Regions from separate parts of the Homo sapiens genome. Here regions 1 and 3 are each linked to region 2. The links are chromatin contacts, found by Hi-C or POLR2A ChIA-PET in ENCODE. All regions are on one chromosome and are shown on one strand. The core of a region is the stretch at or near the end of the contact, and the rest is flanking DNA. Distances in the headings are between cores, read along the strand shown.

Region 1 (4,854 bases), core at 749-3,248, 310 kb after region 2:
GCAACTAGACGTTCCCATCTAGTGACATCTAGGGGTGATGGGAGGCAGCGACAGATCATCGGGCATTAGATTCTCATAAGGAGTGTGCAACCTGGATCCCCCACATGCGCAGTTCACAATAGGGTTTGTGTTCCTATGAGAATGTAAAGCTGCTGCTGATCTGACAGGAGGCAGAGCTCAGGCAGTAATGCTCACTCGCCCCCCCTCCACCTCCTGCTATGCGGCCCAGTTTTTAACAGGCGATGGACTAGTACCCCTCTGTGGCCCAGGGCTTGGGAAATCCTGATCTAGGGAGTGGAGGAGAAAGGACAGAGAGCCCCTGAATCATAAGATTACTAAATATGGAGCTGAAGTGGCCTTGAGAGACCCTTTCTGACCCACCCATTTAAAAAATAGAGACAGGATCTTGCTATGCTGCCCAGGCTGGTCTCCAGCTCCTGGGCTCAAACAGTCCCCCTGCTTTGGCCTCCCAAAGTGCTGGGATTGCAGGTGTGAGCCACCATGCCCGGCCCTGACCCACTCATTTTACTAGTTAGAAAACTAACCCCAGAGGGAAAAGAACTTCCTTGAGTTCACACAGTACCCAGTTTAGTTGTCTTCTTTTTTTGAGACAGGACCTCACTCTGTCACCCGGGCCAGAGTACAGTGGCACGATCATGACTCACTGCAGCCTTGATCTATGGGGCTCAAGCAATCCTCCCACGTCAGCCCTCCAAGTAGCTGGGACTACAGGCACGTGCCACCATGCCTGGTTAATTTTTTGTATTTTTAGTAGAGATGGGATTTCACCATGTTGCCCAGGCTGGTCTTGAACTCCTGGGGTCAAGTGATCCTCCCGCCTCTGCCTCCCAAAGTGCTGGGATTATAGGCATGAGCCACCGTGCCCAGCCTTCAGTCTTCATAGTAACCAATTTTTTTTTTTTTTTTTTTTGAGATGGGGTCTTGCTCTGTCACCCAGGCTGGAGTGCAGTGGCGTGATCTTGGCTCACTGCACCTCCTCCGCCTTCTGGGTTCAAGCGATTCTCCTGCCTCAGCCTCCTGAGTAGCTGGGATAACAGGTGTGTGCCACTACACCCGGCTAATATTTGTATTTGTAGTAGAGATGAGGTTCACCATGTTGGCCAGGCTGGTCTCGAACTCCTGACCTCAGGTGATCCACCCACCTCGGCCTCCCAAAGTGCTGGGATTACAGGCATGAGCCACCATGTCCGGCCTAATATTAACCAAATATTTACTGAGTGCCTCCTCTGTGCTGGGCGCTATTTTGGGGCTGAGCACACCTCAGGCAACAAAATACAAAATCCTGCCCTCATGTGGTTGACATTCTAGTATGTAGGGGAGGAGAGAGTAAACAAGTCAATGCATCGCTAATATTGCCAGGTACATGCTATGAGAAATAATACAGGAGGGTTGGCTGGGTGTGGTGGCTCACGCCTGTAATCCCAGCACTTCGGGAGTCCAAGGCAGGTGGATTACCTGCGGTCAGGAGTTTGAGACCAGCCTGGCCAACATGGTGAAACCCCGTCTCTACCAAAAATACAAAAAAATTAGCCGGGCATGGTGGTATGCACCTGTAATCCCAGATACTTGGGAGGCTGAGGCGGGAGAATCACTTGAACCCAGGAGGTGGAGGTTGCAGTGAGCCGGGATTGCACCACTGCATCCAGCCTGGGCAACAGAGTGAGACTCCATCTGCTCCCTCCCTGCCAAAAAGAAATAATACAGGAGGGTAGTGGGATAGGGCTGGGGTGGGAGTTGATAAATTTGGCAGGTTGGTCAGAGACCTGAAGAAAGTGAAGGAGCCAGCCATGGGGGTATCTGGAGGGACAGACTCCCAGGCAGAAGCACCAGCATGGGCAACAGCCCCGAGGTGGGACCACAACTGGAATGTTCTATGCTTGCAAGGTTGCGGGGAGTGGTGGCAAGCCAGGCTGGCAGCCTCTCCCAGGTCCTGGAATGGAATGAGGCTGACCTTTGCACCACGCTCCCTCCTCCCCAGGAGATGGCGCTGTCTGGTGCGGAGCTCCCGGGCACAGTGGAATCGGTGGAGGAGGCCTTGAAACAGCACCGTGACTTTCTCACCACCATGGAGCTGAGCCAGCAAAAGATGCAGGTGGCCGTGCAGGCTGCAGAGGGCCTGCTGAGGCAGGGCAACATCTACGGGGAGCAGGCTCAGGAGGCTGTGACCCGGCTGCTGGAGAAGTAGGTCCCCTAGACCCATCCACCCCAGGGAGGGGGCAGAAGATGGGGCCCAGCATAGGGGAGTGGTGTGGGAGGCCAGGGTCCCACTCCTTTCATCACGATTTCTGCTTCTCTGGGGCTCTTTCCTATTTCTATTTAATTCCATGTTGTCTTAGATTTGATTTAAGTGGATTTTTTTTTTTGAGACGGGGTCTCACTGTGTTGCCCAGGCTGGAGTGCAGTAGCACGATCTCGGCTCACTGCAACCCTCACCTCCCAGGTTCAAGTGATTCTCCTGCCTCAGCCTCCCGAGTAGCTGGGGCTACAGGCATGAGCCACCACGCTGGCTAATTTTTGTATTTTTAGTAGAGACACGGTTTCACCATGTTGGCCAGACTGGTCTTGAACTCTTGACCACCCACCTTGGCCTCCCAAAGTGCTGTGATTAGCGGCATGAGCCACTGCACCTGGCCTTAAGTGGATATATTGTGAAAAGGTAACCTGAGGCTGTCAACCCAAAAGATACAGAAGGATATACAATGAAAGGTTTCTTTCTTAAGTCTGCCCTGAGCATGGGATAGCTGGTCCTGTTGTTAAAATGTTAGGCTGGGTGCAGTGACTCATGCCTGTAATCCCAGCACTTCGGTAGGCTGAGACGGGAGGATTGCTTGTGCTGAAGAGTTCCAGACCAGCCTGGGCAACATAGTGAGACCCCTTCTCTAAAATTAAAAAAAAAAAAAAAGCTGGGCGTGGTGATGCGTGCCTGTAGTCCCAGCTACTCTTGAGGCTGAGATGGGAGGACTGTTTGAGTCCGGGAGATTGAGGCAGCAATGAACTGTGATCATATCACTGCAGTCCAGCCTGGATGACACAGCAACATTCTGTCCCCCCTCCAAAAAAAAAATGTGTTAACTTACTTCCCTAGATGCCTCATTATCCATCCTGCTCTTCTGCACCCTCCTTGGGAACCCCCAGACCTCCCCAGATCCAGCAGCTAGAGGCCAGGCACAGGTGTGTTCCAGCTTTCCAGATGGGACAGTGTCCCCTGCCAGGCTGGTTGTCAAATATTTTGCATAAGCACCTCTTCCTGGCCCCAGCCACTCTAGGAAGCATGCAAAGTGAGTGTCTGCATGTCTCTGTGTCTCTCTCATCTCTTGAACCTCATTGTTCTCTGCTTCTGTCGCCATCTGTCTCTTGCCACCACTCTCTTGTCTGTCCTTGCACTAATCAAGCGAAGATATTTATTGAGCATCTACTGTGTGCCAGGCACTATTGTAGGTAGGCACTGAACAAAACAACACCACCACCTCCAGCCATCATGGGAAGTCCTTTCTCATCTTCCAGACCCAGTTCTGTCTGTCATTAGAGCTGTTTCTGCTCCTCCTGGTGACCCTAAATTTCTCCTCTCAGGCTCTCTGGCTCTCTCCGGCATGATCCAGGCCAGAAGGGGACCCAGTACCCCTCCTTCTGTCTTCCCATCTCCTGACAGAAAGCATCCCTGGTCACTTCACTGTGCCACCCCCAGCCCCAGGACCGCTACCCCTTTTCTGTTTACGGCTCAGACATCCTTTCCCTAGATTTATCTGGGGCAAGGCAGCATGCTTCTAAAGGAAACTTTTATGGGAATTCTGTTCTTGAGGATGCAAACTCATCATTTAGTGCCCCCTTTTCCATCCAGGCCTGGATCCTTCCTTTGTTCCACTTTTTTTTTTTTTTTTTTTGAGACAGGGATCTTACTCTGTTGCCCAGGCTGGAGTGCAGTGGTGCAATCATAGCTCACTGCAGCCTGGAACTCCTGGGCTCAACCAACTCTCCTGCCTCAGCCTCCTGAGTAGCTGGACTATAGGTGTGAGCCACTGAGCATGGCCTGTTCCACATTTCTTGAGCACCTGCTGCATGCCAGGCTCAGCAAAACGAGGAGGAGGAGCCCGGGGGACTGTTCATTCCATGATTCATTCATTCATTACTTTTCAGTCATTCATTAATTGCTCCTTTCACTCTATTGTTTATTCACTCATCCTCCAGTCAATTAAACATGTACTGAGCCCGTGCTCTGTACGGAGTGGGGGTGTGTTCACAGAAATGACCAGGACAGAACATGATTCCTGCCTCACAGAGCTCGAACGTTATCTGACAAGGATGGCCCAGAATGCTCGGGGCTGGGATGGAGGAAGTCCAGGCAGAAAGGTCAGGGCCCGGATGGGAGACGTGCAGCCGCTGTGGGAGAGGCAGCATTTGTCCCAGGCTTGTGGTGGGTGAGGTGTGGTCACAGAGGGATTGAGACGGACTAATCTCTGCACCTTCCCACCATCCCAGTCATTTATTTGTCTAGGGACACATTTCCCACCCTGTGGGAGGAGTGGGAGGAGTGGGAGGAGTTTCCACATCCGCCAAGGGGGCAGAGCCATACAGAGCTGGGGACTGGGGCCCTGGGGCCCTGGGGGTCTTAGACCTGGCTTCACCCCTGAATCCGTGACATTCAGGGCAAGTCACTTAGAGCTTCAGCTTGCCTGGCCCCTCACCTGGAACCTGTGTGTGAGGTGCTGTTCTTTTTTTTTTTTTTTTTTTTTTTGAGATGGAGTCTCACTCTGTCACCCAGGCAGGAGTGTAGTGGCGCGATCTCGCCTCACTGCAACCTCTGCCTCCAGGGTTCAAGCTATTCTCCTGCTTCAG
Region 2 (4,500 bases), core at 770-3,269:
TCCAGCAGCTCGCTCACACAGCCAGTAGAGCCAGAGCCCTTCCCCAAAGCCCCAGTCACAGTCGGCAGTCCCCAGTCACAGCGGAGCCATCGCACACCTCTGTGCGCCTGTATTTGCGGCACCCTCTGCCAGGAATGCCTCTTCGCAGAGGCTCCCGTCACACTTCTCATCCTCCAGCGACATCTGCAAGAAGTCTGTTCTCTCCGAGCCACTTAACAGGAAAACTAATCTCGTCTCGGCTCCCACAACCCTGCACCTGTTGTAATCCCTCTTCCTTCTTCATTGGCTCTTAATACAAAACTGAGTGTTGTGTCTGCCCTCCTGCACTCATGTGTGTAAGTGCACACATGCACGCACACACACACACACCCCAATTTCCTGGCATCGTCCACCCGAGTGGATGAGTGGATGGTGCAGGAAGTGAATGAATAGGTGTGCGTGAATGGGTGAGTGGAGGAATGAGTGTGTGCGGTAGGCAGGGGTGGGACGGGGTAATGGAGATGACAGTGGGTGGATAGGGAAGTGACTGAGCAGGTGAATAGGAGATATCAGATGTGGCAATGACGGTAGATGAGAAATGGCCGGGGAGATGTCAGAGGAGCGATAGGTGGACGGATGTTTGAATGGCGGGTGAAGGGCGGGGTGGATGAATGGATGAGTGGGCGTGTAGGGAGTAGGTGGGTGGCGCAGCCCTACCTAGAAGCAGCTCCGCGGGAGGAGGGCTCTGCTATTCTGCCCTGATCTTCCTGCCTGTTCCCTCCGCTGCAGCCCCTTTCCCCGCCCTGGGCCCAGCCCTCACCTCTGCCCCGCCCCGCCACTCACCTGTGGGTTCCCGGCTGCGGGCCTCCTGCAGGTAGCGCAGCGCGCGTGCGTAGTCGCCCAGGTGGTAGAAGGCAATGCCGGCACGGTAGGTGGCCTTGAAGTTGCCCTGCTGCTTCTCCAGTACCTTGAGACAGTACTCGCGCACGCGCTCGTAGTTTACCAGCTCCGACTGCAGCAGGCAAGCTGCGAGGGCCCCGCGGCCGGCACTCTCAGAGCCTGCTGGCACCCCCAGAACCCACCTGACTGCGAGGAGCCGAGGCTCCAGGCGGCAGGGAACCAGGCCTAAGGGATTGCTCCGGCAACCAGGGGCGCCAATCCGCTCGCCTATCGAAACAGGCGCAACTGCGCCGCTGCTAGGGGGCGCCAAAACACGGACAGGCGCCACTGGGCGATCCACCCAGAGCTGTCGGTGGGCAAGAGCACTAAGGCCCCGCGCGGGGGCGAGGGCCGGGACCTCGAGAGCCTGGCTCAGGGCAGACTTCCTCACCTTGGGTCCACGTGCGGCCAGGGGGTGGAAAGAATGACTCAGGGGAAGCGAGGCCCTGAATACCCGACCCAAAGACCATTTCCTGCATCCCAGCTCCCTCCAGCCACAGACCCCTGTCATCCCCTACCCCTAATCCCTTTCCTTGATCAAGCTCTGAAGGCTCCCCCAGAAGCCCACAGCCCTGGACCCTTCAGCCCCAGGGCCCCTGGCCCCCAAGTCGCCAAGCTCTCCCGATTGCCCCCTCCCCTCGTGCCCCATCCCCCCACCCCCCGACGGCGTACCCGTGAGGGAGTCGTAACACTCCACCTCCGTGCTCTCCACCAGGCGCCGCTGCTCCTCGCTGAGGCGCGCCGGCCCGGGGCTGCTGGTGGGCCCGGGGGCGGGGGCGGGCAGGCCGCTAGGGCGGGCCCCCTGCGCCGCCTTCAGCTGCAGCAGCGCTCGGTGGTACTTGCCGATGGCCTCCCGGAACTTCTTCTCTCGATAGCAGCGCTGGCCCTCTGCCTTGAACGCCACGGCGGCACGCAGGCTGCTGTCGAGCGCCGCGCCCAGGCTCCCCGACGGCTCTGGGGTAGGACCGGGACGAGCCGAGCCATGGCGGGAGCCCGAGCCTGGGCCCGAGCCCGGTGGGGAGAGGGCGGGAGGCGGGCGCGGCGGAGGCTCCGGGGCAGCGCTGAGCATCAGCACCGGGGACAGCGCGCCGCGCTGCATTGTGGGAAACTCCTGCCGCCGCCGCTGCAGCTACCGCATCGCCCCCCGCGGGGCTGGTCCCCACCCTTTCTCCGCCCCCTCACCTCCGGCAGCCGACTCCGGCTGCCCCCTATGGGTCTAGGGAAACCCCTCGAGACTTCCCCCATGCTCACTCTCAAATTAACCAAGTCCTAGTTCTCCAGCCCGCCCCCCGAATTGTTCCCATTCCCCTTACCCTCCCCAACCTCCTGCCTGCTCTCCTCCCCGGTGCCCAAAGCTCCCGAAGATTTCTAGAAGGAAAGGACGAGCCTGGGGGAAAGAGCAGGAAGACATCAGCCTCACGGAAAGCTGGCTCTCAGCCCACTGGCCATTTGGCATATCGAATGAGAACACAGGATTTGGACCCAAGCTTCCCAAATTCAAATCCCTGCTTACTTTCTCACTAGTGGTATGACTTAGACAGCTCGCTTAAACTACCTGGAACTCTGTATCCTCATCAGTAACATGGCACAATAATATCACCTTTAGGGCCAGTCGAGGTGGCTCACGCCTGTAATCCCAGCACTTTGGGAGGTCGAGGTGGATGGATCGCTTGAGGTCAGAAGTTTGAGACCAGCCTGGCCAATATGGCAAAACTCCGTCTCTACTAATATACAATATATACAAAATTTTTGTATATATACACAAAAATTAGCCTGGTGTGGTGGCGTGCACCTGTAGTCCCAGCTACTCGGGAGACTGAGGCAGGAGAATCACTTGAACCTGGGAGGCAGAGGTTGCAGTGAGCCGAGATTGTGCCACTGCACTCCAGCCTGGGTGACAGAGGGAGATGCCGTCTCAAAAAAGGAAAGGAAAGGAAAGGAAAGGAAAGGAAAGGAAAGGAAAGGAAAGGAAAGGAAAGGAAAGGAAAGGGGAAAGGGGAAAGAGGAAAGAGAAAAAAGGAAAGGAAAGGAATTAAAAATAATACCACCTTTGGGATTCATCTGTTAATTTATGAAACAAATATTCACTGACATCCTTTCTGTGCCCAGCTCTGTGCTGGATGATGCTGGGACATAGCAGACACTGCGTGAGCTTCAGACCCTACTCTCACTGGGCCCCAGTTCAGTGGGAAGACAGACCAGTGACCAGACAGTGACAGCCCTGAGCAGGCTAGCCTGGGAAGCACAGGCAGAGGGGTCGGGGCCGAGGTGGAAGAGGCACAGGCAGAGGGGTCGGGGCTGGGATGTGGGAGGTACCTGCCCTGGGCTGAGGTGGTGATAAAGTCTTCCTGGAGGAGGGAATAACTCTAAAAACAAGAGAGATCTCCTTCTTGCCCTCATCCAGCTCGGCTGTCTATGGGGGAAAACAAGTGAGAGGGCAAACAAGTCCCCAGGAAAGGAAGCATGCAGGAGGCTTTCAAGAAAAAAATCGAGGATGAATGAGTCAACTGCCCTTCAGTCCTCCTTTGCCGCCTCCTTAGCTGTGGGACCTGGGCCAAGTTCCTCGATCCTCCTCCTTCGGCTTCGTCTGTGCGACATGAGGATAGAAGGCAAGTTAACCTCAGAGCGGTTGCAGAGACTGAATTATCTTATGCAGGTAAGGCACTTAGCACAGGGCTTCATACATTAATGGGCAATTAACAACTGGTGTTTCTTATCGTCCATTAGACTCTGAGTCATGTGATCATGAGTGCCTGGCTCTGAGTCAGCATCCATATATAGTTGTTGAATGAATGAGTGTGTGAGTGAATGGCATTATGCATTACTACTCCTCCCCCTCCTCTGAGACTCTAGCTTGGGTCTCAGCCCCAGGCCTCCCCACTCTCCCCAACTCCACCCCCACAGCACATCCTCTAGCTGGAGGTCCCATGGCAGGTCACATGTGACAGACAGAAACCAGAACTCAGCACCTTCCATCTCAACCAGAGCATCTGCCTCTATCTCTTATTGTACTTTGCTGTAAAACGCTTTTGCTGAGTGAGTTTCTCCCTTATCCCTGGGGTCCAGCCTTGAACACCTCAGGGGTGCAAACATTTTCCTCTCTGCATCTCCAAACCCAGGCTCAGTTAGGAGTGTAAAACTCATGAATTTGAGTTCTTGAGCAGTGCACACACCTTTCCCTACCTCCGGTGTGTCTGTTTTGTAATGAAAAACACAGAGATCTGGCTGGGCGCAGTGACTCACACCTGTAATCCCAGGACTTTGGAAGGCCGGGGCAAGTGGATCACCTGAATTCAGGAGTTCGAGACCAGCCTGGGCAACATGGCAAAACCTTGTCTCTACCAAAAATACAAAAAATTAGCCAGGGGTGGTGGCGTGCACCACTTGGAAGGCTGAGGCGGGAGGATTGCTTGAACCCAAGAGGTGGAAGTTGCAGTGAGCTGAGATCACACCACTGCACTCCAACCTGAATGATGACAGAGTGAGACCCTGTCTCAAAAAAAAAAATAAAAAAAAAAGGAGATCCGTTGATTCATAACCATGTTTTCTGACGAAGTAAATGCCTAGGTACCCAGGCACAGT
Region 3 (4,791 bases), core at 1,576-4,075, 380 kb after region 2:
GCACCTTTCTCCTGGTCAGGCGGGAAACTGAGGCCCAAAGACCAAGAAACGCTGGCTTCTGGACACACATCGTGGAAGGGCAAGAACGGGCTAGAACTCAGGCTCTGGGATTCTCAGTCCTGGACTGTGACTCCCGTTATCCCCCTCCACCTCAGCACCCTGCTGGACCCACAGTCAGAGGGAAGAGCCTTCCCTCCCCAGCTGCCGAGGCCTGTGAAAATGGCGCCACCTGTCGGCCAGGCTCAGGATGGCGTCTGAGTCCCGGACCGGGATGTGCGGGAGGGCGGGGTTCTAGATTCCCAGACAGTGCGGGCTTAGAAATGCTCTTAGAAATCGAGTCTTTTGTTTTTGTTTTTGTTTTTTAATCACTTTTAAAAGGCTTTAAAATAACGTATTTTTTCAATAAAATCGTACGCCAAAATCTCTTCATAAGACAAAAGTACGGTTTCTGTGCCCTTCAGCCCGAAGTCTAAGCCAATTTGCCTCCCATTGTACAGATGGAGAAACTGAGGCGTGGGGAGAAGAACCTCGTTAGTCATATACCTGTTTCAAGCCCCCTCAGGATGCGTCTTGGTTTCCCCTCCCCGATTGCCCTCCTTTGCAGAGTTCTGGGGTGCTAGGGGCCTGAGTGACTTCCACTCCACTATTTATAGCGTTGCTGTTTGTCGCTGCTGCCCGGGCCAGACGTCTAGGAGGAGCCGCTGCATCCGAGGTGGGTTCTGGAAGATGGAGTATGAGTAGGGGGCAAAAGGGAATAGGAGGAGAGGGGCAGGGAGCTCCCCATCCCTCCCCTCATCCCAGTGGGAGAGCTGGATGCATTTGGTAGAGAAGTACTTGGTCCCCTCCTTCCCCACTTAGTCCCTGGCTGTCTCCGAAGCCTTCTGCAGGGTCCGAAGCTGCCAGCCCAAAAAGTGTGCAGGCCCCCAGCGGTGCCTGAACCCAGTGCCTGCAGTGCCCAGTCCCAGCCCCAGCGTGAGGAAGAGACAGGTGTCCCTCAACTGGCAGCCACTGACGTGAGTGGGCAGTCCCTCCCCTACCAAATCCTCCCTCAGGAACTCCTAGCTTTGCCCCCGTTTCCGCTCCTCCTCCCTTCCCCTCTCCCTCTCTCTCCCCCCTCCCTCCCCGGCTCTTTCTTTTGCTATCAGCCTGTCTGTCCGTTTCTATTTCATCCCTTGCCTGCCTATCTCAGGCTCTTCCCATCTCTGCATTATTTCTGTCTCTTTCTGTTTCTTTCTAGTTACCTGTCTCTTTTCCTCTCTCTCTTTCTCCCTGTGTCTCACTGCCTGCCTCTATGTCTAAGTCTCTCTGCCCCTTCTCTCTTTCTCTCCCCCAACCCCCATCATCTCTCTTTCTCTCAGGGTCTTTGTTTCTCTCCCACTAGAGGCCTGGTCCCCATAAATAGGTGTTGTGGGGGGAGGGTTGGGCAGAGCCGCTACTGAAAGACATTTTCCTGGCATGGAGGCCCTTTGGTGGGGAGGTCAGTTTAACCCGGTGACAGCAGCTTTTCCGTCCTCTCCCACCCAGGCTCCAGGAGGCCAGAGCTCTACTGAAGCGGCGGCGGCCCCGGGGGCCAGGGGGCCGGGGACTACTGAGAAGGAGGCCCCCACAGCGTGCCCCCGCTGGCAAGGCCCCGGGTAAGCACATCCGCCTTTCCTCCGCCTGGGGCGAGGGGGGTTCCGGGCCAGATAAAGCCGTCTGGTTCCCACGGTCCAGCCGCCGCCTACCCGCCCCCCGTTGTAGCTCAGCACCCACCCCCAGGACGAGGCCCCCTCTAGGGACCCCAGCGTCCGGCCGTGCGAGGTGAGCCCGGGACAGGACCAGACACAGGCCAGAGGCACTGACCCGCGGGGGTGGGGCCGGGAAGCCAGGCGTCCGGGCTCCCCGCGGCCGAAGAGGGAGGGCGCTGGCCCGTTAGAAAGCTCCGCCGAACCAGCCCAGACAACAAAAGCGATTGTGCGGGTTGGCGCCTGCCTGGGCACCAAATGCTCAAGATTGTGGGGCGGCTGGGGGCCAAAGGCCTCCTCCTGTTTCCCGAATCTTCCCCCTGCCCTCCTCCCGCTCCAGCTCTTGACCCCTAGTCTAGAACACCCCTCATCTCAAACACCCTCAAAACCCTCCTCTTGCTGTAGCCTTCAGCCCAGATGTGACCCCTCCCCCTAAAGTCTTCCAGATGTGAGCCTCGGGCCAGATGTTAGTACCCCCGCCCACAGCCTCCCTTTATCCATTGTGACTTCTCCCGCCAGGTGTGGCGTTCTGGCCAGATGTGGCTACATCTTCACATGTATCCCCCCCACCTCCAGCCTCCTGCCCAGGATCTAGACGCCCAATTCCTTTATGTGCCCAGGTGTAGCGACCCTTCTCCCATCCCTCAGATGTCCCACCTGGCTGTCCAGATGTACCATGATAGCCCCCTATCAAGATGAAGCCCCTTTCTCTGTGCCCCGGGCAGAAGAGGATCAACTCTTAGCTGTCTCCCCAAATGTGGCCCCCACTACTCTTAATGGATTTCCTCTTTATGGATTCAGCTCTGTCTGGGGGGAAACCCGCCCGCCCCCACCTGTTCCCTTCCCCGCCGCTCCCCTACAGGCCCGGTCCACTTGTTGGTGCGCGGATGGGGACAGAGGGGGCGCCCCGCTCACCCCTGCGAGTCTAGCGCCCAGCCTGCGAGCCTCTGGCTAAGCGCCCAGCCCCACGCGCCCCCGCGCGGCCGCCGGGGAGGGAGTGGTGAGGAGGGGGGGCCTGAGCGGGGGCGCGGGCGACCTCCCCCGCGGGCGGGCGGGCGGGTGCGGCCGGGCCCCTCGGGCGGGCTGGGGCGGCGGCGCGGCGGAGCGCGGCGCTGCAGCCATGGCGGGCGGCGTGCGGCTGCTCTGGGTGTCGCTATTGGTGCTGCTGGCGCAGCTAGGGCCGCAGCCTGGACTGGGCCGGCTCGGAGAGCGTCTCCGCGTGCGCTTCACCCCGGTCGTGTGCGGCCTGCGCTGCGTCCATGGGCCGACCGGCTCCCGCTGTACCCCGACCTGCGCGCCCCGCAACGCCACCAGCGTGGACAGCGGCGCTCCCGGCGGGGCGGCCCCGGGGGGACCCGGCTTCCGCGCCTGTGAGTGCGGGGTGGTGGTCCCGAGAGAGCGGCTCCGGGGGGGAGGAGGATCCCTGGGGATGGAGGAGACAGTCCTCCAGGGAGAGGGAGCCCAGATTCCATATGCAATAGTGCAAGGGAATATCAGGGGCTATTTGAGGAAGGGGGCCCCAAATTCCTGGCTTTTGGGGTTGGGTCCTGAGGGTTCCGATTTTGCAAGCAATGAGGGTTCTTAGAGGCCTGTGATGTCCCACGTGAGGGAATTGGCGCCAGCTTTCATGCTTTGCGTCAAAATGGGGATCTCAGAATTGAGGGGCCTGAGAACTTTTGGGAGGGGGGCTCGAATTCTGAGACGCTGAGTAAGGAGTCCCCGGGGACCAAGCAAGAGTCTCAGGACCGCATGGGGGACGTCTCAGTTTCTGTGTGTTTGGGTGGGAAGGTTCTGTATGGGAATGCCTGTGAGGTGGGGTACTAGAGAGAAGAAAGTTAATCCGAAGAACTAAGAGGGAGAGGGGACAGAGACGGGGGTTGTGTGTGTGTGTGTGTGTGTGTGTGTGTGTGTGTGTGGCGGCGGGGGTGGGGTGGGGGTGTCTCCGCAGGACCTGAGTTGCAGGGGTCCCACGTGCGACAGAAATCCAGATAAGAGGGCTTACGGAAGGGGCGCCCCCTGGGGGCGGAGGGGACAGGAGGTGTATGCACCAGGCACTCCTAGAGATGGGGAGCCTTGGGGGTTCAGGTGAGGTGGGGGAGGGCGCACCACCTGTTGTTCCAGGATGCAAAAGTGGGCAGACTCTCTGGGATCGGGCCTTCCTGCCCCCTACCCCGCAGACCCTATGGAGTGGGGAGTGGGGGCCCCTGGAGCGGAGAACTCGCCCAGCCTGGCCCCCAGCCAGCCCAGCCCGGCCGGCGTGAGCTCATCTCCCGCCTGAGCCCCCGCCCGCTGCCACTCCCTCTCTCCTCCCCTTCCTCCCTCTTTCTTTCACTCTTTCCCGGCCCAGCCCCAACGTGCCTGTGCCAGGCGCCATGCCCAGGCGGGTGCCAAGCCCTTGGGGGTGCAAGGAGTGGCATGTGAAGTGGGGGCTGACCTCAAAGGGACCCCTATGTCCTCAACTCCCCGCTTGGCCAGGGCTGTGGGGCATGACGTTGGCTGTGGCCATCTAGTGGCCCACCCTGGGTGTAGGCACCCCCAGGGAGCTGGCCTGCGGGCCTGCATTCAGGCCAAGAGAAGGCAGAGAAATGCCTCTGGAGCCTGGGAAATACCCTCAGACCTGGCTGGTTTCCCACCCCCTCCATCAGAGACCCTTACCATTCTGCAATTTTGATTCCTAGTTAAGCCTCTCCTAGGCCCCACTACTCAATTAAAAGCCCCCATTAGACCACCCTGGAGTCATGGCCCCACACTCCTACCTAAGGGAGCTGAGTTTTTGCTCCAGGCCCTAGACCCGCTCTCCAACCATGGCAACAGACTTTAGAGACCACTCCTCCAGTGAAATTCCCTCTCATTCTTCCCTCCCACCTCCCAAACTGTGCCTTTCCCCAGATAACTCTGTAGTATTGTCCAGAAGTCCTGTTCTTCTAGCTCACCCCCTTCCCCAGGAACTTCTGATCCCATTTATCTTCAGAGAACCCCAGGGTTGGTCTTGATAAGTGGGTTCTCGCAAGAGGACTCCAGACATTGTGCTCCTTACAGGCAGCCATTAATAAAAAGCCTTTGGCAC

What was found. A loop is a pair of places that touch in the nucleus more often than their neighbours do. ChIA-PET counts read pairs that join two places held with the same protein, here RNA polymerase II (POLR2A). Pooled maps may share reads with other maps.
Region 1: a map with no recorded cell type shows a loop between it and region 2 (2.3-fold over the local background). The contact joins the enhancer-like site here to the promoter of TTC9B in region 2. A Hi-C loop is called at or near these places in 1 of 168 maps with a recorded cell type or tissue (right lobe of liver), 1 of 37 single-sample maps with no recorded cell type and 3 of 50 pooled maps. POLR2A ChIA-PET finds 5 or more read pairs at or near these places in 2 of 52 experiments (BJ and naive thymus-derived CD8-positive, alpha-beta T cell).
Region 3: a map of mammary epithelial cell shows a loop between it and region 2 (2.2-fold over the local background). The contact joins the promoter of LTBP4 here to the promoter of TTC9B in region 2. A Hi-C loop is called at or near these places in 2 of 168 maps with a recorded cell type or tissue (HCT116 and mammary epithelial cell) and 7 of 50 pooled maps.

What each region holds. Positions count from the first base shown.
Region 1 is chr19:40,521,438-40,526,291 of GRCh38, forward strand. It overlaps SPTBN4 (spectrin beta, non-erythrocytic 4), which reads left to right. Exons shown (of 36, transcript NM_020971.3): 17 at 2,000-2,202. Among named protein-coding and RNA genes, the nearest start is that of SHKBP1, 53 kb to the right of the region's middle. RefSeq lists a silencer at 1,887-2,182. Within about 2 kb of position 1,999, at least 2 of the 41 ENCODE cell types and tissues checked have a DNase peak (open chromatin) inside an H3K27ac peak, as active enhancers do.
Region 2 is chr19:40,216,365-40,220,864 of GRCh38, forward strand. TTC9B (tetratricopeptide repeat domain 9B) reads right to left here and starts at 2,020. Exons shown (of 3, transcript NM_152479.6): 1 at 1,591-2,020; 2 at 823-1,005. The coding sequence starts at 2,017. RefSeq lists enhancers at 888-1,478, 3,057-4,256.
Region 3 is chr19:40,598,544-40,603,334 of GRCh38, forward strand. LTBP4 (latent transforming growth factor beta binding protein 4) reads left to right here and starts at 2,826. Exons shown (of 30, transcript NM_001042545.2): 1 at 2,826-3,094. The coding sequence starts at 2,845. RefSeq lists enhancers at 69-128, 4,091-4,614 and a silencer at 2,760-2,909.